7 separate regions of the Homo sapiens genome follow, and all the other regions are linked to region 1. A link is a loop called in an ENCODE intact Hi-C map of the cell type or tissue named here. Cell type or tissue: PC-9. All regions are shown on one strand. Region 1 has its middle 22 kb from the start of MIR11400. Region 2 has its middle 89 kb from the start of MIR11400. Region 3 has its middle 100 kb from the start of PRSS58. Region 4 has its middle 98 kb from the start of MIR11400. Region 5 has its middle 12 kb from the start of PRSS2. Region 6 has its middle 53 kb from the start of MIR11400. Region 7 has its middle 110 kb from the start of MIR11400.

Region 1 (4,000 bases):
AACAGGAGCATGGATAAACAAGTTGTAGTATATTTATGCAATGGAATATTAGTCATAAGAATGACCTACTGATACAACGATATGAATATACTTCAGAAATACTAATTTTGGAGAAAAACAATTCAATAAAAATATGATTCCATTATATGAAGCTCAAGAATAGACAAAGCTACTCAACAGTGATACACATAGAAAAGTTTTTATCCCTGGGATAGAAATTGATTAGAAAGGAGCATGATGACACTTTCTTGAGTGACGGAAATTTTTTTTATAATCATTTCAGTTACTATTGCACTGGCGTATGCATTTGTCAAAATGTACCAGGATGTCCTTCTATTAATATTTGTGTTTTACTCTCTATTAATTATACCTTAATAAAAAGTATTACTAAAAATTAAACAGCTAAATTGCATAAAAGATGGGAGTCATTTACAAATGTATGCTTGTATTCTGCACAGCCCAATTTAAAAATGAATCACACAAAAAGAAGAAAAGACAGGAACACACATAGCTGTGTAAGATTTGGAGAATGTGAGAAGTGCTCAGTGACTGAAATAGACAACATTGAAATTTGGCCACAAAATAAGCTCAAGTGATGAGTGGGCTGAAAAACAAGTGAGGATCAATATCAAGGAAAGCTGTAGACAAACAAAAGCTCTCTAAAAATATCTTCATATGCTGTTGAAATCATTCTGAGAACCATGAGCTGCTATCCGTTTCATAACTTGGGAAATTGGGCATTCATCAGTCTCACAATTGAGACTTTCATTTCTTTTTGGCTTTCAACAGATTGGCCAATTGGTGAAGTGATTTTTTTGCCCAGCAAGCAGCCTGCTCCCCTCTTTGTGAGTGGGGTCCTGGGACACCCGGCCCTCCGCCTTTGGCAGCCTCACAGAGGGGAGTTGGGCACAGCGCAGACACACGGGGTTCCCTGCATGTGGGGTTTGCAATCCCTGTAAAGCCCAGCTGTGGATCTCCAGTCCTGCAGTTAATGGATCCCAACTAAAAAACCTTGCGTCTAGGTGTCTGCTCTACCTGTAAGTGCTAAAGAGGGATAGAGGCTGGAGAAAAATAAAATGTTTGCTCAATATTATTCTGTAACATTTTACAAGAAAATAAATTGAGGAGTCCATGCATTTTCATCCAAGCCAAGGTCATGAGGATAATAGCTGAATTTCTTCCTTAATCTACCCTGAGAAGACTCAAACACTGTTCTATGCCCACAAATACTTTAGTAGTGACTTATTTATAGTCTATTTTTGATAATTCTTCTAGTCAATTATATTCAGCTCTAACAGCACAGTTTGATGTGTCTACTAACATTTTCCTTCAGTAGTCTGTTTACTTAGGTGTTTTAGAACTTCTCAATATTTTTTGCCCTCCAGAGAACACATACTTGGTGTCCAATGGAATCTCAGCCAAGGTGATGTTATCAGTAAGACTTATGAACTTGCAGAATCCCAGATCACTCAAGCAGGTTAAAGCTGTTGCCTGGTCAGACAATTTCCAATGTTCCTCTGAGGCATTTGCTCCTCTGCACCCGCCCCTGATACGAAGGCAAAAATTCTTCAACTGTAGATGTCACTAAAGATTACAGGGACTTCCCGCCTCTTGCATAGCTGTAGGTAGCCTAGCAATAACTGAAAACTGCTGCAACATCTGCATAATATGGGATCCAAGCCCTAATTTTTCTTAACCCTTTCCCTCCTAGACTGCTCGCCCAGACTCCCCAGAGCCCAGTGGACCATAGTGCCATCTTGTGGCCAATAAGTGAAGTTTCATCATTATTTCTTCCGCTGGGAAGTGTCTGCTGAGTGAGCCGGCAGAATATTCCACAAGTGCCGTCCCGCAGGTGTTATGAGCAGCTTCCCTAAATCATCATACCAACACTAGTTCTAACCCTGACTATTGCTTTCAGTTACCAAAATCTTAATATCCCACCGTCATTCTGAAAAACTCTTAACAAATATCTCCAGTTATAGTTTAACTTTTTCTCCCTTAAACTACCATCTAAAGAAAGAGGAATAGAAGGAGAGGAATGAAAGAAAATAATATTTGGTTTTAAATAGTAAGAAAACACAGACGTTGAGGTATAAAGAGATTATTTAATGTGAATCACTAAAGATAAACAAACACATCCTCCTAAAATGACAATGTTACCCCAAAAGTATAGATCAGCAAAAGATGAAGTCAAATGTCTATTAATAAAAAGTAAAATTGAAATATATAAAATGAAACCTCTTACAAGGCAATAAGCAATGGTGGAGGGAGCAGTACCTAATGTAGAAACTAAGGATGGATATAGCTAAGACTAGCAAAGGGGCTGCTACAGGAAATGATCAGCTTGTACAATGCACATCCACTGATCTGAGCACCAAACACGGAAGAGATGATTCTGAAACAGGCAGAGGAGCAGCGGGAGATGAGGACATGCTGGTACAAAATAGCATCATAAGGAAGCAAATCAGCCAGGGGACTGTGGATTAGATAACTGTGCTTTCTCCTGTCTCCTGTGACAGCTGAACTGGACCATTTTCCTCTCCAAGGATTTGTTCCCGCACCCTGAGTTAGAGGACCCTGGGATTTGCTCCTCCTCAGCTTCCCATGGATGAAAATCCCTCTCCCTCCTTGTTGAGCATGGTCTGAAAGAGAGGTCATCTCTCCCTCCCCTTCAATCTCACAGTATTGGGGATTGGCACAGACTTCTCAATTGGCATCGGCCTCTCTCAGGGCATGCTCACATGCCCCCTAACTGTGACTTTTCATTTCCACTAGACTGAAAGTTAGATGTGGGCAATGAAACTTAACACCTTTATCATAGGATGCATAAGTAACTGCTTTCAAAATTATTGTTGTTTCTTTCACTGCCTTGGGTTATATCTGAACAGGAAAAAAAGGCACAATTTCTTAATGTGACTTAACCACAAAAACCTTCCCAAGTGCCAAGAACAATATAACTGTAAAGGGATTGCTGTCCTAATTGGTGAGATGGCCAAATAAAACAAAAACAAAGAAAATGTTATCAAATACTTTAATGGAGACCCAGAATCCCAGTCCCTCTTATACAAACATCATTGCATGGCCTCCCTCTAACTAAGAGACAGGCAGAGCCATTCCTGTGCCCTGCACCTGGCAGGAAAGCCCTGCTGGAGCCTGTTGGGAGCTGGTGAGGATGAGCCTTGGTGATTCTGTCCCAGAGCAGGGATTCTCAGGGAACTCTGGACAACTTCCAGGGACTGAGATGGAGAGTGGCCACACTCTGTCTTGGAGAGGAGAATACTGAGGGCATGATCCTTCTGACCTCTCAGCCTAAAGTAAAAGCAGAGTCATTCCTGACTGGTGGGGAGCTGCTTAGTCTCCAAAGCAAAATAGTCCTTGTTTCAGGGTCTGTCGGTGACATAGAAGAATAGCGGGGCTGTATGTGGTTCACAACCCAGAGTTGCTGCTTGGCCATCTCTGTTCCCAATGACTCCAGCATCTGAATATTCCATGCAAGGAAAGATAATTTGCAAATAATGAACTGGTTCAGTGATACCTTTAGTTACATTCAAAATAGTTGTCATGTTCCAGACTGGCATGCTTGTAGGAGACACAGAGCTACAGAGCAAGAGAATTTAGAGGTCGAATAGAAATAGGTACAATTGAGGCCCACTTAGATGATGGCTTCTCAGAGCAGGAGTAGAGGGGAGGTGAATTCTGAGCCCTTTTGGCCCCACAAGAAATGGCATAACAGGGACATCAGAAAATACCCCAGGGATATGCTGCTATACTGGGTGTCTGTGAAGGTGGGGGCATGGCTGGTAGCATTTCCCAATTTGTGGTGTACCAGCATACCCACCATGACAGACTTCAAGCAGCCAACATGGCTTCACTGAAAGGGGAGCTGGGAAGAGTAGTATGCCTATTTGGTTCTTCTGAGTCATTCAAGCTGGCTCCAGCACATCCCTAGACTCAAGAGCAAAGCTTTCAAAGTTCTTCAATGCTTCCTGCTCAACACACT
Region 2 (4,000 bases), 110 kb after region 1:
AAGTTATACCAAGAACCATGAACTGTCATCAGTCTCATATATTAGCCTTTCATTTTGACTTTCAGCAGATTGGCCAATTGGTGAATTCATTTTTTTGCCAAGCAAGCAACCAGCTCCCTTTTGCACCGGGATATGCGCTTCTCCCTTTAGGTGCTAAAGAGGACTACAGGCTACAGGAAAATAAAATGTGTGTTCTATATTATTTTATAATATTTTACAAGAAAAACAAGTTAAGGAACTCATGGATTCTAATCCAAGCCACAGTGATGGTAAGAATTAAGTTCCTTCCTTCATCTATCCTCAGAGGACCTCAAACAGGTACTCAGTAAGAGTCTTACAATCTCTTTGATAATTCTACTAGCTGATTATCTTCAGGTCTAATGGCAGAGTTTGTTGTATTTATTAACATTCTCCCTAACTGGATTGTTCTCTTGTGTGTTTATAACTTTATAACAAAAAAAATGGATTTTCTTGTCCTCCACAGAACACATGCTTGGTATCTAAAGGAACCAAAGCCAAGGTGATGTTATGTATGCTACCTGAGAATCCCAGATCACTCAAGCAGGCTAAAGCTTCCCAGCTGCTTTCTGCTTTTTTCTTCTCTCCTGAAAAGAAAGTGAAATATGAATTTCTTGTTAGAAGCTACCATTCCTTTGCACAATTACCAGAATATTCCAAATTGAGCAAAATAACATTACGTTGTTTGCATTTACACATCCGCACTACAGTGACAGACCCAGCTCACTCTAAGTTTTATGCTGCAGGAGCACACATAGAATGAGATCCCATTGCTGGGAAGTCTGGGAAGAGCTTCAGAAAGGGCAGCTTTTTCTTCTGGTTGAGACACGGGCTTCCATAAGGAGTGCCCACCTCCAGCCTGTGACTGCCCTTTTTGTGCAGAGGGCAGCTGGCTGTGCAGGGCTGCGGATGTGCTGCCACAGTGGTACAGATAGGTCTGGCTGGTGCTGGTGGATGCCAGGATTGGGGAAATGCTCAAGCTTGTTTCAAGAGACACAGTACCCCTCTGTGACATCAACTTTGGTCCTGCTGTGACCACTGCCTGAATAGTGGATAAGCTTCAGCCCCCGTCTTGGGTCTTGTCGATATCAGAACACTGTTCCTAACCTGAGCACATTCCAGGATCATCTCTTTCTTCTGTACAATGTGATATCTTGGCATCTGGGTGATCCCAGCATCAATAGAGCCTGCTGGAGAGGCAGACAGAAAGTGAAGACAAGACTTAAGAAATAGGGGGACTCTGCAGAAGAAAGGACAAAAAAGGCTTGTAGCCCAGACATTGCAAACCCATGACAGGGTTTTGCAGCTGTTTCCAGAACTTATCTGCTCCCAGGAGACAAAGGGTCACACAGAAGAGTTTGGGGTTCATGGTAGGGTCAGAGTGAGGAGGGGCTGGCCCAACTAAGTGCAGTGATCCTCAGGACTGTGAGCTGGGGCTCGGAGGCTGCTCCCTAGGGAATAGTCTGGTGGGCCTGTGGTGTCACCCCCCATGCCTACGGAGTCCAGCTGGTCCAGGGCCTTCTGACTGGTCTCAGGCAGGATCCACCTCCTCTCATGAAGGCTGTTGCCCGGCGAGGTCTGCAGGGAAGATGGGGTGCAGCAGAGACATACTGAGCTTAGGGCACAGCCCGCCCCTAGCTTTCCCACGTTCCTTTGAGGCAGTTGCTCCTCTGCTTGCACCTGCGCTTGACACCAAGGCTGCCAGGCCAAAATTCTTCAACTGTGGATCTCATTAAAGATTAGAGGTATTTCCTGCATCTTGCATAGCTGTAGGTAGCCTAGCAATGACTGAAAACTGCTGCAACATCTGCATAATATTGGATTCCAGCCCTAATTTTTCTTAACCCTTCCCTTCCTAGGCTGCTCTCCCAGGCTCTCCCCAGAGTCCCTTAGATCCCAGTGGACCACAGTGCCATCTTGTGGCCAATACGTGAAGTTTCATCATTGCTTTTGCAATGGCCCAAGGGATGCTGGGAAGTGTCTGCAGAGTGAGTGAGAGACTATTCTAGAAGTGTCATCCTGCAGGTTTTATGAGCAACTTCCCTAAACCCTGATTCCAACACTAGTTCTAACCCTGACTATTGCTTTACTCAAAGCTTAATATCCCACCCTCATTCTAAATAACTCTTATCACATAGCTGCAGTTAGAGTCTAATTAATATTTTCTCCCTTAAAACTATCATATAAAGGGAGTGGGATAGAATGGGAGGAATGGAAGAAAATTGGATTTACTCTTAAGTAGGCAGAACATACAGGAATTGAAGTGCATAGTTATTTCATTTCATTACCAAAGATGAAATACATGTCCCCCAAAATAACAATCAATGTTACCATAAACATAAAGATTAGCAAAAGATTAGGATGATAATGAGATTGCCTTCAAGATGGCATCAAATACGTATTAATAAAAAGTAAAATTTGAATGTAAAAAGTAGGATCTTTTGTAGGCAACAAGTAATCTTGAAGGGAGCAGTATCCAATGTGGAAAATAAGGATGGATAATGAAGACCAGCAACGAGCCTTCCACAGAAAATGATTAACATATACAACGCACATCTGCTGATCTGAGCAGCGGACATGCAAGCAATGATTCTGGAAGAGGCAGTGGAGTGGTGTGAGATGAGGATCCCCTGGTGCAAAATAGTATCATAAGGAAGCAAGGAGAGAGAGGAGGAGGTTTATGAGCAGGAAGGAGGCGATTGTGTCATGCTGTGGTTAAGCTGCTGGCACGGAGATACGCGGCTGAGTCCCCCTGCTCTGTGCGCTGGATCTTCAGAGTAGAGACGGATCCCTCAGGCCTGACTGCAAAGAACCGATCTTTGGGCAGCCCTGAGTCATCTGCCGCACCCGTGCCTTGGAAGTAAATTAGAAACTCTGGGCCCTGCCCCAGGCTTTGTCGGTACCAGTAAAGGGCAGTATGACCTGAAATTGGATCACACCTGAGCTCTACATCTTTTCCCTTCTCTGTGACCTTGTTACTGGGGGTCTGGGAGACTCCAGCACCTGTGTGATCTGCGGAGACACAAGTTGAGAACAGGATGAGGAAAACAGTTGTACTCATCACACACACACACACACACACACATACAGACACACAGAATGAGACTGGTTGGTGTCTGAGGACTCACCTGCCCCCAGGAGGCACAGGGCTGCCCAGCAGAGGAGCCTGGTGCCCATGACAGAGTCAGGGCAGGATGGGAGCTTTACCAGATCAGGGTCACTGTGAGCAGGAGCAGAGGAGGAGGGACGTCCTTGTCCTGACACAGAACAGTACCCACAGTGACATCACTTCCTCTCTCAATCCCCACAACCTCAGGAACACAGGATTTATATTAGAACACACTTGGATGACTGCTTTAGATATTTATTAGCTCCCTTTAAACAACATCAATGCATCGGTCTTCACTTTGTGCTCTAGAGCTGTCTGGAGCTACAGGCCTCATGCTGCATTTCTGAGTTTATCTCCTCACCACACAGGCGCTCCTCTGTCTGCTGGGCATGTTCTCTAGGATGTGCCAACAGCGCCCCCAACACAAGGCACCAAGGGATGAGCTCATTGTCTTTCCTGCAAGTCAGGGTCCCCTATGCCATCCCCATTGATGCCCCAGCCTCCTCCATCCCCCAGTCACACGTGCCCAACGGGGCTGTCCCAACACATGGGTTCCCTCACAAGCTGCACCTCATGCCTTTCTTCTGGGACCACTTCCCACCTTTGTTGACTATAATTCAGAAAAGATACCTTATTGGAAAACTCATAGTCTTTTTTTTTAATTTTTCCACTTGTAAATATATTTTCCTCCATCTCAGTGTTTAATGAATGGGGATTATAATTCCTACTAAATGGTTATTTCTGATCCTCTTTCTTTCATTGATTTTTTCAGTCTATTCCACTAGGAGAGATTTATCTTTTCTTTTTGACAGCTTTTAGAATCATCTATTTGTCACTTATGTTCCACAATCTCATTATAATATAAACATTTAT
Region 3 (4,000 bases), 140 kb after region 1:
ATTATTCCAAGAATCGTGAACTGTTACACATTTCACAATTTGGGAATTGGGCATTCATCATTCTCACAATTTAGCCTTTTATTCTGGTCTTCAGCAAAGTGGCCAATTGGTGAACTGATTTTTTTGCCAAGCAAGGAGCCTGCCCGCCTTTATGGCAGCCTCACAGAGGGGTATTGGGCACAGCGTAGACACAGGAGGGGTCACTGCATTTGGGGTTTGCACTTCCTGTGAAGGCCAGCTGTGTACCTCCCAGTCCTGGAGTTAATGGATCTCATCTTAAGGAACCCTGCTCATGTGTGTGAGCTTCAACCTGCACGTTCTAAAGAGGAATAAACGCTAGAGGAAAATAAAACGTTTGATCATTATTATTCTGTAATATTTTACAATAAAAACGACAAGCTCATGGATTTTAATCCAAGCCAAAGTAATGGTAAGAATTAAGTTCCTTCCTTAAGATACCCTCAGAAGGCTCAAACACTGCTCTATGCTCAGAGGTAATAAGTAGAGGCTTAGCTGATAATCTCTACATAATAATTTCACTAGTTGATCATCGTCAGGTATAATGGCACTATGCGATGGATCTACTAACATTTCCTATAAGTAGATTGTTTATTTAGGTCTTTTATAAATTGTTTTCAATACTTTTTGTAGTGTTTGGTATCCATTGGCATCCAGGCCAAGGTGATGTTCTTTGTACCACTTGTAGACTTGTAGAATCCCAGATCACTCAAGCAGGTTAAAGCTGCCCAGCTGCTTTCTGTTTTTTTTTCTTTTCTCTCATAAAGAAAATGAGACACAAATTTCATTTTGGGAGCTACTATTCCTATTTTACGCAACTGCCAGAATATTCTGAATTGAGTAAAATAACATTAAGTGTTGTTTGCATTCGTGCATCCACATCACAGTGATGGACCTCAGCTCACACTGAAGTTCCTGCTGCAGGAGGATGCACAGACTGGGAGCCCATTGCTGGGACATCTGAGAAGAGCTTCAAAAAAGGCATCTTTATCTCCTGGTTGAGATAGAGGCCTTGGGAAGGAGTGCCCACCTCCAGCCTGTGGCTGCCCTTTTTTGTGCAGAGAGCAGCTGGCTGTGCAGGGCTGCGGATGCACTGCCACAGAGGTACAGAGGTCTGGCTGGTGCTAGTAGACTCCAGGGTTGAGGGAAAATGCTTGAGCTTGTTTCCAGAGACATTGTACCCTTCCTTGGCACCGCCTTTGGTCATGCTGCCAATACTACCTGAATAATGGATCAGCCTCAGCCCCTATTCTTGGTCTTATTGATAACAGAACACTGAATAATGGTTCCTAATCTGAGCAAATTTCAGGATGATCTTTTTCCCTGTGTGTCTGTGATATCTTGGTATCTGGCTGATCCCTGCCTCCATGGGGGCTGTGGGAGAGGCAGGCAGAAAGTGAGGACAAGGCTTCAGAAGTGGCAGGACTCTGCAGAGGAAAGGGGAAAAAAAGGCTTGGAGCCTAGACTTTGGAAACGTGTGAAAGGTGGGCCTGTTGTGTTACTCCCCATGCCTACAGAGTTCACCTAGTCTGGGGCATTCTGACTGGGCTCAGGCAGGATCCACCTACTCTCATGGAGGCTGTTGCCTGGTGAGAGCTGCAGGGAAGATGGGGTGCAGCAGAGACGCACTGGGCTTAAGCCACAGCCCACCCCTCACTTTCCCATTTTCCTCTGAGATAGTTGCTCCTCTGTCTGCACCTGCCCTTGACACCAAGGCTGCCAGGCCAAACTTCTTCAACTGTGGATCTCATTAAAGATTAGAGGTATTTCCTGTATGTTGTATAACTGTAGGTAGTCTAGCAATAACTGAAAACTGCTGCAACATCTGCATGATATTGGATGCCAGCCCTGATTTTTCTTAACCCTTTCCTTCCTAGGCTGCTCTCCCAGGCTCTCCCCAGAGTCTCTTAGAGCCCAGTGGACCACAGTGCCATCTTGTGGCCAATAAGTGAAATTTCATCATTGCTTTTGCAAGGGAAATGGCCCAAGGGATGCTGGGAAGTGTCTGCAGAGGGAGCCGGGAGACTATTCCAGAAGTGCCATCCTGCAGGTTTTACAAGCAACTTCTCTGAACCCCGATCCCAACATTAGTTTTAACCCTGACTGTTCCTTTGAGTTATCAAGCTTAATATCCCACCCTCATTCTAAATAATTCTTACCCCATAGCTGCAGTTACAGTCTCACTGACATTTTCTCCCTTAAAACTATCTAAAGAGAGAGGAATAGAATAGGAAGAATAGAAGGAAATAATATTTACCCTAAAGTAGGAAGAAAACACAGAAAGTGAAGTGTAACGTAATTTCATTTCCATTACCAAAGATAAACAAATATGTCCCCCCAAATGACAATGGTACCATAAAAATAAAGATTAGCAAAAGTCTAGGCAGATAATGTGATTACCTTCAAGATGGGGTCAGATATGTGTTAATAAAAAGTAAAACTGGGATATAAAAAATAGGATCCCTTGGTCAGGCGTAGTGGCTTCTGCCTGCAATCCCAGCACTTTGGGAGGCCAAGGCGGGCGGATCACGAGGTCAGGAGATAGAGACCATCCTGGCTAACACGGTGAAACCCCGTCTCTATACTAAAAAATACAGAAAATCATCCGGGCGTGGTGGCGGGCGCCTGTAGTCCCAGCTACTCGCTACTCGGGAGGCTGAGGCAGGAGAATGGCGTGAACCCGGAAGGCAGAGCTTGTAGTGAGCCGAGATTGCGCCACTGCACTCCAGCCTGGGCGACAGAGTGAGACTCTGTCTGGGGGCGGGGGGTAAAGGATCCCTTGCAAGGCAATAAGCAATCATGGAGGGAGCAGTATCTAATGGGAAAATAAGGATGGATATAATTAAGACCAGCAAAAGGTCTGCTACAGTAAAAGAATAGCTTGTGCAATGCACATGTGCTGATCTGAGCAGCAGAGAGGGAGGAGATGATTCTGGAAGAGGTAGAGGAGTGGTGTGAGATGACGGTACGCTGCTGCAAAATAGTATCATAAGGAAGCAAATCAGCCAGGGAACTGGGGATTATATGACCTTTCTATCCACTATCTTCTGTGACAGACCAGATGAACCATTTCCCTTTCCAATGACTTGCTCTACAGTCCTTGCTCCGTCCCAGTTAAAGGCTCCCGGAATTTCTGCTCCTCAGGTTCCCATGGACCAACTCATTCCTTCGTCGTTGAGCAGAGTCTAAAGGGGAGGTCATCTCTTCGTGCCCTGAAGTCCCAGAGTAGCTGGTATAGTCCTCTCTTGTGGCTTGATCACAGGCCCCCAACTCTGTGCCTTTCATTTCCAGTAGACTGAAAGTTAGGTGTGAGTAATGAACCTTGAACAATGCCTTTATCAGAGGGCATGTAAGTGACTGCTTTCAGAATCATTGCTGTTTCTTTCACTGCCTCAGATTATATCTGAACAGAAAAGATGCACAATGGGAATGATTTCTTAAATTAATTTAACCACAAAAATCTTTCAAAGTTCCATAAATAATGCAACCAAAATAATTGCTCTCCTAAATGGTGACATTGTAGAGTGAAACAAAAAGCAAATAAAATTATGTCAAGTATTTGAGAGGAACCTCTGAAACCCAATCCTTCTTATACAAACATCATCGTATGGCCTCCCTCTACCTGAGAGACAGCAGAGCCACACCCATGCCCTGCACCTGGCAGGAAAGCCTTGCTGGAGCCTGTGGGGAGCTGGCGAGGAGGAGACGTGGTGATTCTGCCCCAGAGCAGAGATTCTCTGGGAGCTCTGGATGACCTCCAGGGACTGAGATGGACGGGGGCTGTACTATATATTGGAGAGGAGGACATTTAGGTAGTGTGATCTTTTTGACCTCTCAGCTGGAAATAGATCCAAGGTCATTGGTGACTGGTGTGGAACTGCTTAGTTTCCAAAGCAAATTAGTCCATGCCCAAGGGTGTGTCTGTGCCACTGAAGAATTGTCTGACTCTAAAGTGGTTCACGGCCCAGAGCTGCTGCTTGCC
Region 4 (4,000 bases), 120 kb after region 1:
AGTTCTTACCATTAAAAGTAACTAAAAGTAACGGCAAAAACCTCAATTAGTTTTGCACCAACCTAATATCTAGATTTCTGCTACATGCTAGATACTTTATGCTATTTAATTTTGTACACAGCCCTGCAGATGGACAGTAGCAGTCTCATTTCATAGATTAAAACAAACAAACAACAACAACAACAAAAACAAAAAAACAGAAAACAAACTAAGCCAAATCTGTCAAGAACTGGCCTCACGTCTTGAGGAGCTGGTGCTAGAATGGGAGTCAGGCTTGATGTCATGGTACCCATTCATAGTTGTTTCCCACCCCCCCGCCCAGGGTAAACTGATTTCTGTCTATGATGTTATTAGAGCCAGCAGGTCTGAAAGGGACCTAGGAGATAACATTTGAATTTTTGTGAAGATAAGCATCATTTGTTATGAAATAGATTATAGTATATAGCTATAAAATACAGGGCTTTGATAGACCAGGGTTAGAACCCCAGTACTGCATCCTAATTCCTACTTAATTTGGTCAAGTAATTTAAACTATGGGCCAATTCCTCTACCTGTAAAATGAGAATAGCTTTTGCACGTTAAGATGTTTTCGTATAGTTGAATTTCTAATTAATTGAAATTTTCCTAATGAAGGCTTTCTATTTTGTGCATCATAAAATGATAATGAATGATTAGATTAATATTTTCTCTAAGTCTTCTCCATGAAGCAGAATTGAACTGTGAATGTGCATCAGTGTACTCAGTGCTTGCAGTTCTGCAAATGACTGCCAGTCATGTGACAGACTGTTTCATAGAAACAGTCAGATATGACACATTTTATACTTCAGACCTTAAACATGTTAGATGCATACAAAGAAGTATTTTAAACATTTAAAAAGAGGAAAATCCAGCCATATATGACAATGTGGATAAACCCACAGGACATTACACTAAGTGAATAAGCCAGGCACAGAAAGGCAAATACCACATGATTCTGCTTATATGATGGAACGTAAATAATTGAAGTAACGGAAGCAAAGGTGAAGGTAATTTCCAAGGGCTGGGGATTGGAGTAAATGGAGAGTTGCTGTCAATGGTATACAATTTCAGTTAAGGAGGATGAATAAGATCTAGAGATTGCCGTACAACCTTTTGCCCGTAGATTACAATACCGTATTGTACATACAAAAATCTGTTAAAAAGATATATTTCATATTACATATTCCTACCACAGTTAAATTAAATGGCTGTCTAAAATGGGACTAGTTAGCCAAAGAAAGAGAAAAAAGTAAATTTGTATAATTTAGAAATCAGTAAACTATTTTTAATAAAGAAAACAATTTAAAAAATAAATGCAAACCTTAACACTCTAAAAAGCAAGAAACATTTTTTCCACTTAATATTTTTTCTTTTCAATTTTATGTCACAGAATACCTTATACAAAGAAGGATCCTCAAAAAGTTTATTGAGTAAAAGAATAAGATTAATTAATGAATGAATAGCAACTATTTATGCTCATTTTCCTCAAGGTATATTACATCAGTTACAGAAAGTCCACAGTGCAGAAAATTTTATTTCTTTTTCTTTCCTACAGTGAAGGATGAATGTAGATGCTTGACCTGGAAGTTCCTTGGGCTTGTCGGGGAAGAGGTTTTAATGACCACATATGAGACATGATCTTTCCCTCCTGCTAACGGGGATCTGAAATGAGGAAGCCAGAGGAGAGGACACATGTACAGAGCAGGGCGGCGTGCAGAGGTGTTGGAGGAACTGACTATAGCCGGTTACTAAACATGAGAACAGGGACAGCTGCTTCCCCCATATGTATAAACAGGTAAAATCATATTTACCCTACCTGATATCAGTGGGCATTAAAGCAGATCACATGTAGAAGCAGCAGGGAGTGCCTGGGAAAGGCCTGTCAGCTCTGCAGGGCCTGAACCCCTCTGTCTGGCAGCACCCACCTCATGGTCATTTCCTGAGTGGGGCAGGAATGTTTCAGGCATTTCCTTGGGAAACCGGCCTTTCCCAGTAACTCTCCCTGCAGGCCACCCCTGCCTGCTCTACCCATTGTCAGACCCCAGGCTCTGCTGCTTCCTGCACCATTCCTGTCCTACACAACCCTGAAATTAAAAGTGGGGCAGGTGGAACACAGTCTCCACATGCCCATATCCCACCTTATTTTTCTCTGACAACCCCTGTCACTTTCTTGGCACTGACTCCCAGCCCTTGCTGCCCCAGCCTCTTCACCCTCCACTGCCCATGCAGAGGCAAAGACATTCTCTCCTTGATGCAAACTGAGGTCCCTGGTGTGCCTACCTTGCCCTGGGCAGTCCCAGGACCTACTCTGAATTCCAACCGCCTCCTGATGCCAGCACGCAGCCAAGCATTCCCTTCAGCCGTCCTCTCCTGGGTCACCCTCCACCCCTCCCCAGGGTTCCCCACAGCTTTGTGGAGCCACAGCACCTCCAAGTGGCCAAAGTTCCAGTCTCATGGATTCACACCTTCTGACCTGATGAGCTCAGCATTGTCTAAGTCAGGAGCAGAGATGCCCCTACACCAACCCCTGCAACCCACACCCTCTCACACACACACTCTCTATTGCTTTCCCAGAAGGGTTGACTTAGGGTGGAACTTCAAATTCACCCTTGGCCAGTGAAAACAAAAGGGCACATCTTGATTGCACAATAAACTGCTGCTACATCATTGCAATGAGTATCCTAAGATGGAAGAGAGGAGCCAGAATTATACAGGCCACAGGGTGAAACAGTGTGAGGATATCAAGCAGATCCAGACTGGAAACACGACATTCCAGAGCTCCCTTTGAATAATCAGAGCCACACCTTTTCACACTTTGTATTTAGACTTTTTTTTTTTTTTTTTTTTTTTTTTGAGACGCTGTTTTGCTCTGTCACCCAGGCTGGAGTGCAGTGGCGCAATCTCAGCTCACTGCAACCTCCACCTCCTGGGTTCAAGCCATTCTCCTGCCTCAGCCTCCTGAGCAGCTGGGACTACAGGTGCCTGTCACCATGCCCAGCTAATTTTTGTATTTTTAGTAGAGACGGAGTTTCACCATGTTGGCCAGGATGGTCTCGATCTCTCGATCTCGTGATCCACCCGCCTCGGCCTCCCAAAGTGCTGGGATTACAGGTGTAAACCACCGCGTCTGGCCTATATTTAGATTTATTATTCCCAGATTTTAGATAGCACATTCTATAAAGAGGATTTTTCAATTTTACAAATTTATTTCTGAATTTTAAAAAATCTTGAAATAAACGACCCTATGAGCTGTATATAACTTAGGCAGATTCAATTGGGTCTGATATTTCCTTTCTTTACCCAGAAGTACCTAGGAGCTCTGCCAATGACCCAACACCTCTTAGTAATGCCACCCTGAGAAACTATTTCCATGCGGCTGAGTCTCCACAGAAAACACACACAAACACACACACAAACACACACACACACACACACACACACACACACACACACAATATCTTGGGTTTTTTTTTTTTTATTTTACTTTAAGTTCTGGGATACATGTGCAGAACGTGCAGGTTTGTTACATAAGTATACATGTGCCTCGGTGGTTTGCTGTACCCATCAACCTGTCATCTAGGCTTTAAGCCCCGCGTGCATTAGGGATTTGTCCTAATGCTCTCCCTCCCCTTCCCCCAACCCCCCGACAGGCCCCGGTGTGTGATGTTCCCCTCCCTATGTCCATGTGTTCTCATTGTTCAACTCCCACTTATGAATGAGAACATGTGGTGTTTGGTTTTCTGTTCCTGCACACACAATATCTTTTACTCAGAAAGGATGATAAGATTCCATTACTGAGCTTAACTAATTTTTATTTCAGTTTTTTAGGTTGATTTCTGAGAAGCATCTTTGATGATGTTCCAGTCTCATCAAATCTCTAAAAATGTGGCTGTGGAAAGTGTGGTTATGCTGAATAATTTGTTTTTTCAGGATCATGAGACTGGATGAATATTACTACAACACAATTTTATTTGCTCCAAAA
Region 5 (4,000 bases), 290 kb before region 1:
GGAAGGCCAAGGCAGGCAGATCACCTGAGGCCAGGAGTTCGAGACCAGCCTGACCAACACAGCAAAACCCCATCTTCACTGAAAGTACAAAAAAAAAAAAAAAAAAAAATTAGCTGGGCGTGGTGGCAGGTGACTATAATCCCAGCTACTTGAGAGGCTGCTGAGGTAGAAGAATCACTTGAACCCAGGAGGCGGAGGTTCCAGTGAGCCAAGATCACGCCACTGTACTCCAGCCTGGGCGACACGGTGAGACTCTATCAAAACAAAAAAAAAAAAAAAAAAAAAAAAAAAGAAAAGAAAGAATGGGTGGAGTAGACAGAAACAGAGCGGAAGTAAAAGTTACATTTCCCAGTGTCAACGTTACTGGGTTGTTTCCATTTTAGAGTCATATAGCTCTATTGTCTATTGAAAGTCAAACTTAAGTTAATTTTAAAAATCAAGAAAATTTGGCTTTAAATAAAATATGCTACTTTAAAAACCTACTTGTTTAATTTACAAAGTCATTTTTTTTGCCAAAGAAGTTTATGTGTGAAGTTATGTATGAAGTTATGTAGAATTTATGTAAGAAGTTGTTTCCTTGTCCTGAATTTGCTCAGTGAGGACTTAATCACTTGGACAACTGTGAAAAATGTAGATTTCTGAGTAGTCTTCATGACCTATTGAGTTAAAATCTCCAAGACTGAGTTTACTTATTTATTTATTTAAATAAACAAACAGAAAATTACCCTGGGCGTTTCTGTTACAATGCCAGGCTTGGGACCCACAGCTTGTCCCCAACTAGAACAGGGCAGAGGTAAGCCATGGTGAACATCAGAGGGTAGTCTAGGACTGCCATAAGTTTGGTGCCAGGGCATGGCCCTTAGAACTTAGGGAAGAAAGAAAAAGAGGATTTGGTATATTCACGGCATTAATAGTGATGGACCTCGCAACATGCTACCAAATGCCTGCATAAAAAGTTGATTGCAGCCAGGTGCAGTGGCTCACGCCTGTAATCTCAGCACTTTGGGAGGCCGAGGAGGGCGAATCATGAGGTCAGGAGTTCGAGACCATCCTGGCTAACACGGTGAAACCCTGTCTCTACTAAAAATACAAAAAAATTAGCCGGGCATGGTGGTGTGCGCCTGTAGTCCCAGCTACTCGGGAGGCTGAGGGAGGAGAATCGCTTGAACCCATGAGGTGGAGGTTGCAGTGAGCCGAGATTGAGTCACTGCACTCCAGCCTGGGCGACAGAGTGAGACTCTGTCAAAAAAAAAAAAAAAAAAAAGTTGATTGCTTTCATCCATTGGATTGTGTCAAAGCCTCTTGCCAGTACCTTTCCTAATTGAAATATTCAGTTTATTTTGATCTATTTCTGCATGTTTTCCTGCCTTACTCACCTCGTTTACTTATCAATAATTCATCCTCTAAGTTAGTGTCTTTTAATCACCTAGTGGGGGCCCTCATCCCTACTGGCCTTATAAATAATAATGCCACTCTGTCTTGGCATCATGGTTTTTTAGAATTCCGATGGAGTTTGTCCCAGTTTTGCCTCTCTGGACGGTATGCCCAAGCTCATATGCAGCGTTTTTTCCATAAAAGCTAGGAAGACCAGTTAGGCAGGTATCAGGTTGGGGTCATGCATCCATGTGGGCAGCAGGGGGCAGCCTTTCCTTATTTTTTTAGACCTAAGTAACTGCAATCTGAGCTCGGCCACTTGAGGGGGCGAGAAGAATGCGCAGCTCGTGGTGGGGCGAGGACGCGGAAGGGAGCAGGGTTACTCCTGCGCCTCTGTGTCGGGGGCGGGTGGGAGACCGGGAGACACGCAAAGAGCATTTCACGTGTGCAATTCTTGAAAGCTTTCCAGCATGTTCATTTCAACCTAAATTCCTTGTTCTCAGTTGAGGAACTGAAACCCCAAGAGGCTAAAATGAGTTGCCCAATGACAGAGAAGCACCGCGCCCCCAAGACTCCTTAAATTCAGGAGATGCCGCCACATCCTGCCCTTCCGTGAAACCGACCTCCTGTGGCCAGACTGCCGGGCTCCCAGCAGCCCCGTAGCGTGGCTAAACCTCTTAAACTCTGTCTCTTTATCTGTAAGCTAGGAGCAATAATAATACCTACCTCATGGGGTTGTGAGAATTGCATGCGATAGTGCGTGTCGGGGTTAATCATGGTGCCAGAAGAGTCAGTAAAAATGTTAGTGACTGAAGCCGGGCGCGGTGGCTCACGTCTGTAATCCCAGCACTTTGGGAGGCGGACGCGGGTGGATCACCTGAGGTCAGGAGTTCGAGACCAGCCTGGCTAACATGGTGAAACCCTGTCTCTACTAAAAATACAAAAAATTAGCCGGGCGTGGTGGCGCTTGCCTGTAATCCCAGCTACTTGGGAGGCTGAGGCAGGAGAATAGCTTGAACCCGGGAGGCGGAGGTTGCAGTGAGCCGAGATCGCACCATTGCACTCCAGCCTGGCGACAGAGAGAGACTCTGTCTCAAAAACAAAACAAAAACAAAAACAAACAAAAAATAGTGACTTGTTTTCAGAGAGATATCGTAACTGCCCAATAGGTTCACCTTGCCTGCTGTATAGACAGAACCGATTTATCAAGACAGGGGAATTGACATAGAGAAAGAGTAATTCACCCAGAGCAGACTGTGTGGGAGACTGGAGTTTTACTATTACTCAAATCAAATCTTGCCGTCTCCCCGGGAATTCGAGGATCCGAGTTTTAGAGGATAATTTGGTGGGCGGAGGGGAAAGCAGTGAGTCGGGAGTGCTGATCCGTTGGGTTGGAGATGAAACCCCAGCTGCTTTCTTGTGCTGAGTCGGTTCCTGAGTGGGGGCCACAAGATCAGATGAACTAGTTTATCGATCTGCGTTGTGCCAGCTGATGCATCAAGTGCAGGGTCTTTAAAATATCTCAAGCACTGATCTTAGGTTTTACAATAGTGACGTTATCCCCAGGAGCAATTTGGGGAGGTTTGGAATCTTGCAGACTCCAGCTACGTGACTCCTAAACCATAATTTCTAATCTTTTGGCAAATTTGTTAGTCCTATAAGACAGTCTAGTCTCCAGGCAAAAAGGAGGTTTGTTTTGGGCAAGGACTGTTACCGTCTTTGTTTCAAACTAGAAACTAAGTTCTTCCCAAAGTTAGTTCAGCCTATGCTGGGGAAGGAATAAGGACAGCTTGGAGGTTAAAAGCAAGATGGAGGCCAGGCGCGGTTGTTCACGCCCATAATCCCAGTACTTTGGTAGGCAGAGGCAGGTGGATCATGAGGTCAGGAGTTTGAGACCAGCCCGGCCAACATGGTGAAACCCCGCCTCTACTAAAATACAAAAAATTAGCCAGGCATGGTGGTGTGCACCTGTAGTTCCAGCTACTGGGGAGGCTGAGGCAGGGGAATCACTTGAACCTGGGAGGTGGAGGTAGCAGTGAGCCAAGATCGAGCCACTGCACTCCAGCCTGGCAACAGATTGAGACTCCGGCTCCAAAAAAAAAAAAAAAAAACAAAACCAAAAACAAAAAAAACCGCAAGATAGAGTTGGTTGGGTCAGATCTGTTTCACTGTCTCAGTTACAATTTTGCAATGGCGGTTTCAATACTGGCCTAAGGATGTCATTACCGTATCCAATCTCAAGTTTTCAGCGGGCATCAGAAGACCTGGAAGATATGTTAAAATGCAGGTTGCTGTCTGGGTGTGGTGGCTCACGCCTGTAATCCCAGCACCTTGGGAGGCAAAGGGGCAGGCGATCACTTTAGCCTAGGAGTTTGAGACCAGCCTGAGCGACATATGAGGTTGCCATCTCTACAAATAATAATAATATTAGCTGGGTTTGTGGTGTGCGCCTGTGGTCCTAGCTACTTGGGAGGCTGAGGTGGGAGGATCACTTGAGCTTGGGAGGTCAAGGCTGCAGTGAGCAGTGATCATGCCATTGCACTTCAGCCTGGGCAACAGAGCAAGACCCTATCTCAAATAAAAAAATATGCTGTTTGTTGGGCCCTGTCCCAGGAGATCTGACTCG
Region 6 (4,000 bases), 75 kb after region 1:
GCATGTAGCTTATTCGGGAAATGATTCCAGGAAGAAGAAGTAGGAACGAAACATAAAATAGGGAAGGAAGAAGCCAGGATAAAAGTGCACAAACAACAAAAGAGTTTGTGTTGGAGCAATAGGAGATGGAATCCATCAGGGCCTCTCAGGAGCACACAGAATGCTGTCTGAAGTTTCTGCATGAATGGGCAGGCTGGAGCATTAGTCCTCTGTCTCAGCAGGGGCATCAGGAGCTCTGGCTGTCTTTGAGTACAGGCCAGGTGGGCTCAGATAATATCATGGAACAGCCCTGGGGAAGAAGCAGAGAGACTCCCAGCATGCACCTGTGGAAGGGCACTGCCAGATCGAGGCGAATGGGGACTTGCACACAACTGTCCACTACAGCAAGCCTGAAATCAGAGGTGGGCAGTGAGGATGTCGTGGAAGGCACTAGAGGCTCCTCTTCTTTCTAATAAAACCGCCCATTCTTCTATCAGCTCTTTTGTGGGATTGCTGATTGCTCTGAATTCACAGCTTTCTGGGAGCATCACACCTTCTTGCATATCAGACTCAGTATCAACCAGGAAGTGCTGTAAGGGGCAACATTTTTACTTTCCCTTAAGACACAACCATTTATGTTAGTTTTACCTAATTATCAGACTACTATCTTTGCATTTTAGATGACTTTGTGTCTTATTAAAAAATAATAAAATTAACTAATGAATAGCAATTATTTGTGTCTTTTCCCTCATGGTAAATTGCATCAGGTACTGGAAGACTGTGCTTTCCTTAAACAACATCTTATTTCCTTGCTGTGCAGCTGAGAAACCTCCCTCCTCACACAGCCTCCATAAAAGCAATCACATGGCCTCACCCATAGAACTGCTATAGTGGAGAAAACTGAACCTTGATTTTTGTCACAATGAAAGATGAAAAGATGTTTTGCCTGGAAGTCATATCCTCCTTGGACTTGTCAGTGGAGAGGCTATAATGATCACATATGTGGCATAATCTTCCCCTCCTGCTAATGGGGACCTGGAAACGGAAGGCCAGGTGAGAGGACAAATCTACAGAGTGGGAACAGTGGATAGAGGTGTTGGAGGAACAGGCTTCAGCCAGTTATCTTTTTTTTAATTCACTATTTATTGATGTATATTAGATGTACATATTTTTTAGGTAGATATGATCATTGATACATTTGTATAATCAAATCATGGTCATTGGGATAGGCATTATCTTAAATATTTATCTTTTCTTTAGACTAGGAACATTTGAATTATTCTCTTCTCACTATTTTGAAACGCATAATTGGCTGATGTTAACTACTGTCACACTACTACTGATCTATCCAATGCCAGGTCTGGTTTCTTCCATCTAAGCGTATGTGAGACCCAGGAAAGCTGCTTCAGTCAAATGTATAAACAGGTAAGATAATACTTATTTTGAATGATTTCTGTCAGAATTAAAACAGGTCACATAAAGAAGCAGCAGAGGGGCCGGGCACAGTGGCTCACACTTGTAATCCCAGCACTTTGGGAGGCCGAGGCAGGCAGATTGTTTGAAGTCAAGAGTTTGAGACCAGCCTGGCCAACATGGCGAAACCCCATCTTTATTAAAAATACAAAAAATTAGCCAGGCGTTGTGGTGGGTGCCTGTAATCCCAGCTACTTAGGAGGCCGAGACAGGAGAATCATTTGAACCCAGGAGGCAGAGGCTGCAGTGAGCTGAGATCAAGCCACTGTACTCCAGCCTTGGTGACAGAGCAAAGCAAGATGCCCTCAAAAAAAAAAAAAAAGAAGCAGCAGAGAGTGCCTGGGAAAGGCTGCCACCAGATCCTGAACCTCAGTCAGGGCAGGAATATTTCTGGCATTTCCATAGGAAACTGGCCTTTCCAGTTACTGGCCCTGCAGGACACTGTGAGCTCACTGCATACTTAGGCAGGCCTCAGGCTCTGCTATTCCATGTTCCATTCCTGGTCTGCAGGGCCCCTAAACGAAAGGTGGGGCAGGTGCAGCACAGTGCCCACATGCTCACAACAACCCCTATTTTCCTATGCCTGCCCACCCTGTCCCTGTCCTGAGAAGCATTCCCCAGCCCTTGACACCCCAGCCTCAGCACCCTCCACTGTCCATACAGACACAGAGACACTTTTTCCTTGGGGCAAATTGAGGCCTTTGGCACCCCTACCCTTCTCTGGCAGTATTTAACTCAGGATCCACTCTGAACTCAGATTGCCCTGCTGATGCCAGCAGACAACCAGGCTTCCCTTCAGCCCTCCTCTCCTGGGTCACCCTCCCACCGCTCTCCAAGGTTCCCCACTGCATTGTGAAGCCACAGTGCCTCCACGTGGCCAACTGTCCAGAGTCTCATGGATTCACACTTTCTGAACTGATGTGCTCAAGATTGTCCAAATCAGGAACAGGGATTCCCGCATCTCCGCTCCTACAAACCCTACCCTCTCACACACACAACCTCAATGCTTTCCCAAGCAGGCCAATTTAGGGTTGATCTTCAAATCCACCCTTAGCCAGTGGAGACAAAAGGGTGCATTAACCAATATTTTGATTGCTGATAAATGTTACATAATTGCAATTCATATGATAAGATGAAAGAGAGAACCCTGAATAACACAGGGCATAAAGTAAAACAGCTTGAAGAGATCAAACAGATCCAGCCTGGAAACGCGATATTCCATGTCTCCTTTTGATTGATCAGACACATATCTCTTCATATTTTGTACTTGGATTATTTACAGAATTTTAGATAGTGCATTTTATAATGGAGGTCTCTGGGCTTTTTCATATTTAATTCTTAATTTATAGAAAGTCTTGAAATAAACAACCCTATCAGCTATAACTTAGGCAGATTGAGTGGTCTGACATTTCCTGTCACTCCCCAGAACTGCCTATGAGCTCCACCAATCACCCAGTGCCTCTTAGTAATGAAATCCAAAGAGAAACTATTTTCATGTGGATGAGTCTCCATGAGAAAATGCACACACACACGTGTACACACTCACACATATAAACACATGCACACTCTCACACTCGCACTCATACACACGGTATCTTCTTATTGCAAGGATGATAAGATTCTATTACCGAGCACGGTGAATTTTTCTTACAGTGTTTTAGGGTGCTTTCTGAGATGATGATGTTTCCAGCCTCAAAAAATGTGGTTTTGGGAAAATGTGGTTGTGGTGAAGAATTTATTTTACCAGATCATGAGACTGGATAAATACTATTATAACATAAATTTCTTTGTTCCAAAAGGATGTTTGCAAATTCCAGCTTTAGATGTGGTTAGGATACTGTGTAACATTGGTCATTAATCCTGACTGGGGAAACACATTTGCTTGGAATATTGCAGAAGTTGTATGGAAAATTGAGACTAGCCATAATGACTCTCTGTTGTATTTCATGTGGAGGACGAAGCCCCTTTTGAAGTGAAACTCTGCTAAGTAAGAAAGTACACATAGAATTCAACTATTATATTGAGAGAATGTGAAATATTATTGTCATTTACTCAATAGAGTCAAAATAAATTTACTTATCATCTATTATGTGCCAAACTCTCTGTGACATAGTGAAGATAAAAAAAGGTGAACAAGGGTAGAGGTCATTGCATCAATTTTTTTTTTGGCAAAATTAAATATTTCACATAAAATTTTTGTAAGATTTGGCTATGATTCAAATTTGATCATGCTTTTTTTTTGAGATGTAGTTTCGCTCTTGTCACCCAAGCTGGAGTGGAATGGCATGTTCTCTGCTCACCGCAACCTCCGCCTCCTGGGTTCAAGCGATTCCCTTTCAGTTTCTATTCCATGTAAGCTACAGGATTCCCAGACCTCTTGAGGGAGTTAGGGTTTTCAACAATTTCTTTCTCCATTTTTTTAAACAAGTTCCCAACTACTACAGAATAAATCAACTCATTTTATTGTCTACTAACTTATCTTGTCTTCTCACCCTGAGTCCCAAATTCCTTCATCAAAGCTAGCCTGATCATTACATAAGCCTTCTAA
Region 7 (4,000 bases), 91 kb before region 1:
TACCATTAGGTCTCATTAAAAATTACATATTCCAGGCCAGGCATGGTGTCTTATGCCTATAATCCCAGCATTTTGGGAGGCCAAGGCAGGAAGATCACTTGAGCCAAGAAGTTTAGGACCAGCCTGGGCAACATAGTGAGACCTGTCCCTACAAAAAATGCAAAAATTAGCTGGGTGTGGTCATGCACACCTATAGTCCCATCTACTAGGGAGCCTGAGGCAGGAGGACTGCTTGAGCCCAGGAAGTCGAGGCTGTAGTGAGCCGTGATCACACTGCCATGGCACTCCAGCCGGGGTGACAGAATGAAACCCTGTCTCAAAAAGAAAAAAAGGCCGGGCACAGTAGCTCACACCTGTAAACCCAGCACTTTGGGAGGCTGAGGCAGGCAGATCACTTGAGGTCAGGAGTTCAAGACCAGCCTGGCCAACATGGTGAAATCCCGTCTCTACTAAAAATACAACAAATAGCCAGGCATGGTGGCAGGCACCTGTAATCCCAGCTACTTGGTAGGCTGAGGCAGGAGAATCGCTTAAACCCAGGAGGCAGAAGTTGCAGTGAGCTGAGATTTTGCCACTGCACTCCAGCCTGGGCGACAGAGCAAGACTTCGTCTCAAAAAAAGAAAAAGAAAAAAGAAAAAAAATAGGAATACATATTCCTATTGCAGCAACTGGAAGTGATCTTAAAAAATGTTCTGTATCGGCTGACAGATATCTATTTATAGTGCTAACTATATTTTTTACATTAAAAACTCAGACCCTATGTGAACAGAAAATTAGCATTAACCTCTGATAATGGACTTAGCTATTCCACTCTAAAATGAGATTGTTTTAAAGTGGTTGGAAATTTATAAATGCTAGACAAAAGCAACCTAAACTCATCACCACCATTACCAACGTCACCACTACCACCATTGCTAGCATCATCATTGAGCATCCTAAAAGCCAGTAGTAAATGCATTTTTATTCACTATTTTTATTTTCATCAGAAAGACTTGTTTCTCTTACTATAAGAAGGGATATAAAGATGTGGCCTCACAGTCAGAGTCACAAACCTTTCAGAGCAGCAAGATAGGCAAGAAGTCTGCTTTATAACCAGGGCAACATACACTTTAAAAAATAAAAATAAATATGAGAAACACATAGTTTGAGTTCTGTTTAAAAAACTTCAGAGATCCCCCAAACCACAAGTATTTTCACCCAAATCTTCTTGGAATACTCTTGTATTTCATGAGTTAATTCTGGTTCTTTATCTCCCCTCCCTTGGGGGAGAAGGCACAGGGAAAGCCTTCCTTTTGGGCAGCTGTGAGTTGAGAGGAGAAGGCTATGGTTTTGCACAGCAAGGGCACGACTGTGAAGCACTGTGTCTTGGCTGCTGGCACAGAAATAAACTCCAGAATCCTCCAGTTCTGCAGGCTGCACCTTCAGAGTAGAATACGTCCCTCCAGTCCTTTCAGCTAAGAATCGATTGTTGGGCATACCGGACTCATCCTGTTTAGACTCTTTCACAAAATGTAACAGAAATTTTATTTCTTTTCCCATAACACGTCGATACCAATAAAGATTATCATGTCCAGAAATTGGGTCACATCTCAGAGTCACAGTCTGGCCCTTCTCTATTACGCTGTGGCTGGGGAACTGAGTAACTCCAGCTTCTATGTGCTCTGTGGGAAGAGACAAAAACAGAATACATGACATGAATAGACTGGGATAGGGTACAGCACAGATATTTAAGTACCTGAAGACTCACTTGCTCCCAGGAGACAAAGGGACACTAAACTGAGAAGCCTGGAAACCATGGCAGGACCCAGGTAAATCACATTTCCAGATGAAGGAGCTTACAAGCATGAGAAAAAGGAAAGCAAATCTGTCTCTTGGCCCTGTAAGATGTGGCCTCCAGTGACATCAGCATATTAGCCAATGTCCACAGTCTCAGGAGCTCCCTCTACGGACATGAAACATAGAAGACCTAGCCAGGGTTCTCTGAAGAAGATTGCCTCTAGAGGGGGCAATGGAGAAAAACTGACATCAATTAAAATCAACCTGTTTATGCATTTGACTAGGTGTTAACCTTATATATACCACTCGTAGCTCCTGAGTCTGATGTCTGGATCCTACCTCATCCCATCTGGCCCTGTCTTCCCTCATGTATCACATCCCCATAGACTGTGGGGCATTTTAATCTACGGTAGCTATTGTTGCTATTGCTAATGATCAATACTTACCTCCAAATTCTCTTTTCCCATTATCTCTCTAATGCACTCCAATCAACATTTTCCCCCCACCACTCTCAAACAGCATGCTCTAAACATGAAAGATTATCCTCAACTTTACTCCACCAACAGCCTTCCAGCTGAAAACCTTAGAGTGGTTCCCAAATCCTCTTTTTCTATCCCACCCTATAGCCAATCCATTAGGAAATTCAACTGGCTCTATCATGAAAATACACTCAGAATCCATCCATTTTTTCATCACCTTCTTTGCTAACCCTCAGGACAAGGCCACCATCATCTTTTTCCTGGATTACTGCAATAGATTCCTAACTGATCTCCCTGCTTTCACCTACTTCTGAACTAGCTCTCAAACTCAGCCCTCTAGAACATGCTAGATCATGTCACTCATCTCCAAATCATCTACTAGCTCCCAGTTTTATTTGGAATAAGAAAACAAAACAACAAAGCACTTAAGGCCATCAAGGTCTTAAATGATCCATCCTGCCCCATTACCGCTTGGAAATAAAGCCTACCACTCCCTTCCTTAATTTTTCAGTCATATGGGCCTCCTCATTGGTCCTAAAATATTTTTTTAGGGTATTTGTACTGGCTCCTCCCTCTGCCTGGAATTCTTTTCCCCCAGATACCTACATGTCTCTTTCCTTCATCTCCTTGAAATCTTTGCTCAAAGGTCACTTCCTCATTGGGCCCTACTCTGAACAATGTATTGTCATTTCAACGCTCCTTACTCTGACAGTCCTGGTCTCCCTCACCTTAGTCTGCCTTTTCTTTTCTGCATTGCAGGTATCACCTGCTAATACACTATATGCCTTACTTATTTGTTTATCTCTGTCTCTCCCTCCCCGCAAAAATGTAAACATCAAGTAGACATGAGTCTTTGTCTTTTTCTTTTTAGTATGTGCACTGAGAACATAAAACAATGCCTTAAATTCTTTCAAGAGGAGGTACTGCTGGAATAAAATCTTGAAAGGAGACTAGACTTTTCCAATGAACTATGGAAGGCACACCCCAGACAGGGGGACATTGAAGTCTCAAAATTATTTTCTTTCATTATAGTTTGAGATGGGTGTCAGATAAAAACATGACAGCAAGGTTTGCAGAAAATATTATAAGAACATGAGTTTCTTGGCCTAGTCTCAGGTTAACTGGACATATTGGAGTGTGTTAATTTTGAGTGGCTGCTATAAAAATTACCACAAAGTTGCTGGTTTACAATGACAGAGATTTATTCTCACAGTTCTGGAAAAGTCCAAAATCAGTATCAATGGACCAAAATCCAGGTGTCATCAGGACCGTATTCCCCCTGGAGGCTATAGGAGAGGATTCGTTCCTTGCCTCTGTTTCTAGTGGCTGCCTCACTCCTTGGCTTGTGTTCACCTCACTCTAATCTCTTCTCCTGTGGTCACATTGCCTTCTCTTCTCCATTTGTGTCTGATCTCCCCCTGGCTATCTCTTATAAGGACACATGTAATTGCATTGAGGGCCACCAGGCTAATCCAAAATAATCTCCTTATCTCCAGATCCTTAACTTCATCACATCTGTAAAGTCTACTCTCACCATCTAAGGTAACAGAGGCAGATCCCAGGGATTAGGATGTGAATGTCTTTGTGGGGAGGGGTATTACTCAGCCAGCCACACAATACAAAATCTGGCTTTTGGAAATTCTCACAGGTATCATTTTCCTGCAATAGTAATGCATCAACTTTAATCTTTTGTACTTAAATCTGACATGGACATTCTCTTCACAATGGAGCCTCAATATTTGCC

The links. Hi-C counts contacts between places; a loop is a spot of excess contacts. Peaks named below come from ENCODE experiments on the same cell type or tissue, not always from the same donor. Only the 100,000 strongest peaks of a DNase experiment are listed, where the experiment ranks them.
Region 2: it touches region 1 in a loop (4-fold over the local background); 13 of 110 quality-filtered maps call a loop at or near these places.
Region 3: a loop joins it to region 1, with 8 times the contacts of the local background. A loop is called at or near these places in 10 of 110 quality-filtered maps.
Region 4: it touches region 1 in a loop (9-fold over the local background); 11 of 110 quality-filtered maps call a loop at or near these places.
Region 5: a loop joins it to region 1, with 17 times the contacts of the local background. A loop is called at or near these places in 4 of 110 quality-filtered maps.
Region 6: it touches region 1 in a loop (8-fold over the local background); 10 of 110 quality-filtered maps call a loop at or near these places.
Region 7: it touches region 1 in a loop (2.3-fold over the local background); 3 of 110 quality-filtered maps call a loop at or near these places.

Annotation. Positions count from the first base shown.
Region 1 is chr7:142,494,450-142,498,449 of GRCh38, reverse strand. It overlaps TRB. Among named protein-coding and RNA genes, the nearest start is that of MIR11400, 22 kb to the right of the region's middle. In PC-9, CTCF peaks have their summits at 88, 322, 1,563 and 1,766 (motif pointing left); a DNase peak (open chromatin) is centred at 1,519; H3K4me3 peaks cover 398 bases; H3K27ac peaks cover 2,006 bases.
Region 2 is chr7:142,383,574-142,387,573 of GRCh38, reverse strand. It overlaps TRB, TRBV7-3 and the pseudogene TRBV8-2. Among named protein-coding and RNA genes, the nearest start is that of MIR11400, 89 kb to the left of the region's middle. In PC-9, CTCF peaks have their summits at 1,690 and 1,889 (motif pointing left); a DNase peak (open chromatin) is centred at 1,863.
Region 3 is chr7:142,356,023-142,360,022 of GRCh38, reverse strand. It overlaps TRB and the pseudogene TRBV8-1. Among named protein-coding and RNA genes, the nearest start is that of PRSS58, 100 kb to the right of the region's middle. In PC-9, CTCF peaks have their summits at 1,738 and 1,954 (motif pointing left); a DNase peak (open chromatin) is centred at 1,862; H3K4me3 peaks cover 342 bases; H3K27ac peaks cover 647 bases.
Region 4 is chr7:142,374,533-142,378,532 of GRCh38, reverse strand. It overlaps TRB. Among named protein-coding and RNA genes, the nearest start is that of MIR11400, 98 kb to the left of the region's middle. In PC-9, CTCF peaks have their summits at 2,247 and 2,452 (motif pointing left); a DNase peak (open chromatin) is centred at 2,732; H3K4me3 peaks cover 591 bases; H3K27ac peaks cover 2,718 bases.
Region 5 is chr7:142,781,139-142,785,138 of GRCh38, reverse strand. It overlaps TRB. Among named protein-coding and RNA genes, the nearest start is that of PRSS2, 12 kb to the right of the region's middle. In PC-9, a CTCF peak has its summit at 1,653 (motif pointing right); a DNase peak (open chromatin) is centred at 1,618; H3K4me3 peaks cover 568 bases.
Region 6 is chr7:142,419,055-142,423,054 of GRCh38, reverse strand. It overlaps TRB. Among named protein-coding and RNA genes, the nearest start is that of MIR11400, 53 kb to the left of the region's middle. In PC-9, CTCF peaks have their summits at 2,088 (motif pointing left) and 2,295 (motif pointing left); DNase peaks (open chromatin) are centred at 1,874 and 2,324; H3K27ac peaks cover 849 bases.
Region 7 is chr7:142,585,724-142,589,723 of GRCh38, reverse strand. It overlaps TRB and TRBV14. Among named protein-coding and RNA genes, the nearest start is that of MIR11400, 110 kb to the right of the region's middle. In PC-9, CTCF peaks have their summits at 1,767 and 1,968 (motif pointing right); a DNase peak (open chromatin) is centred at 1,933; H3K27ac peaks cover 338 bases.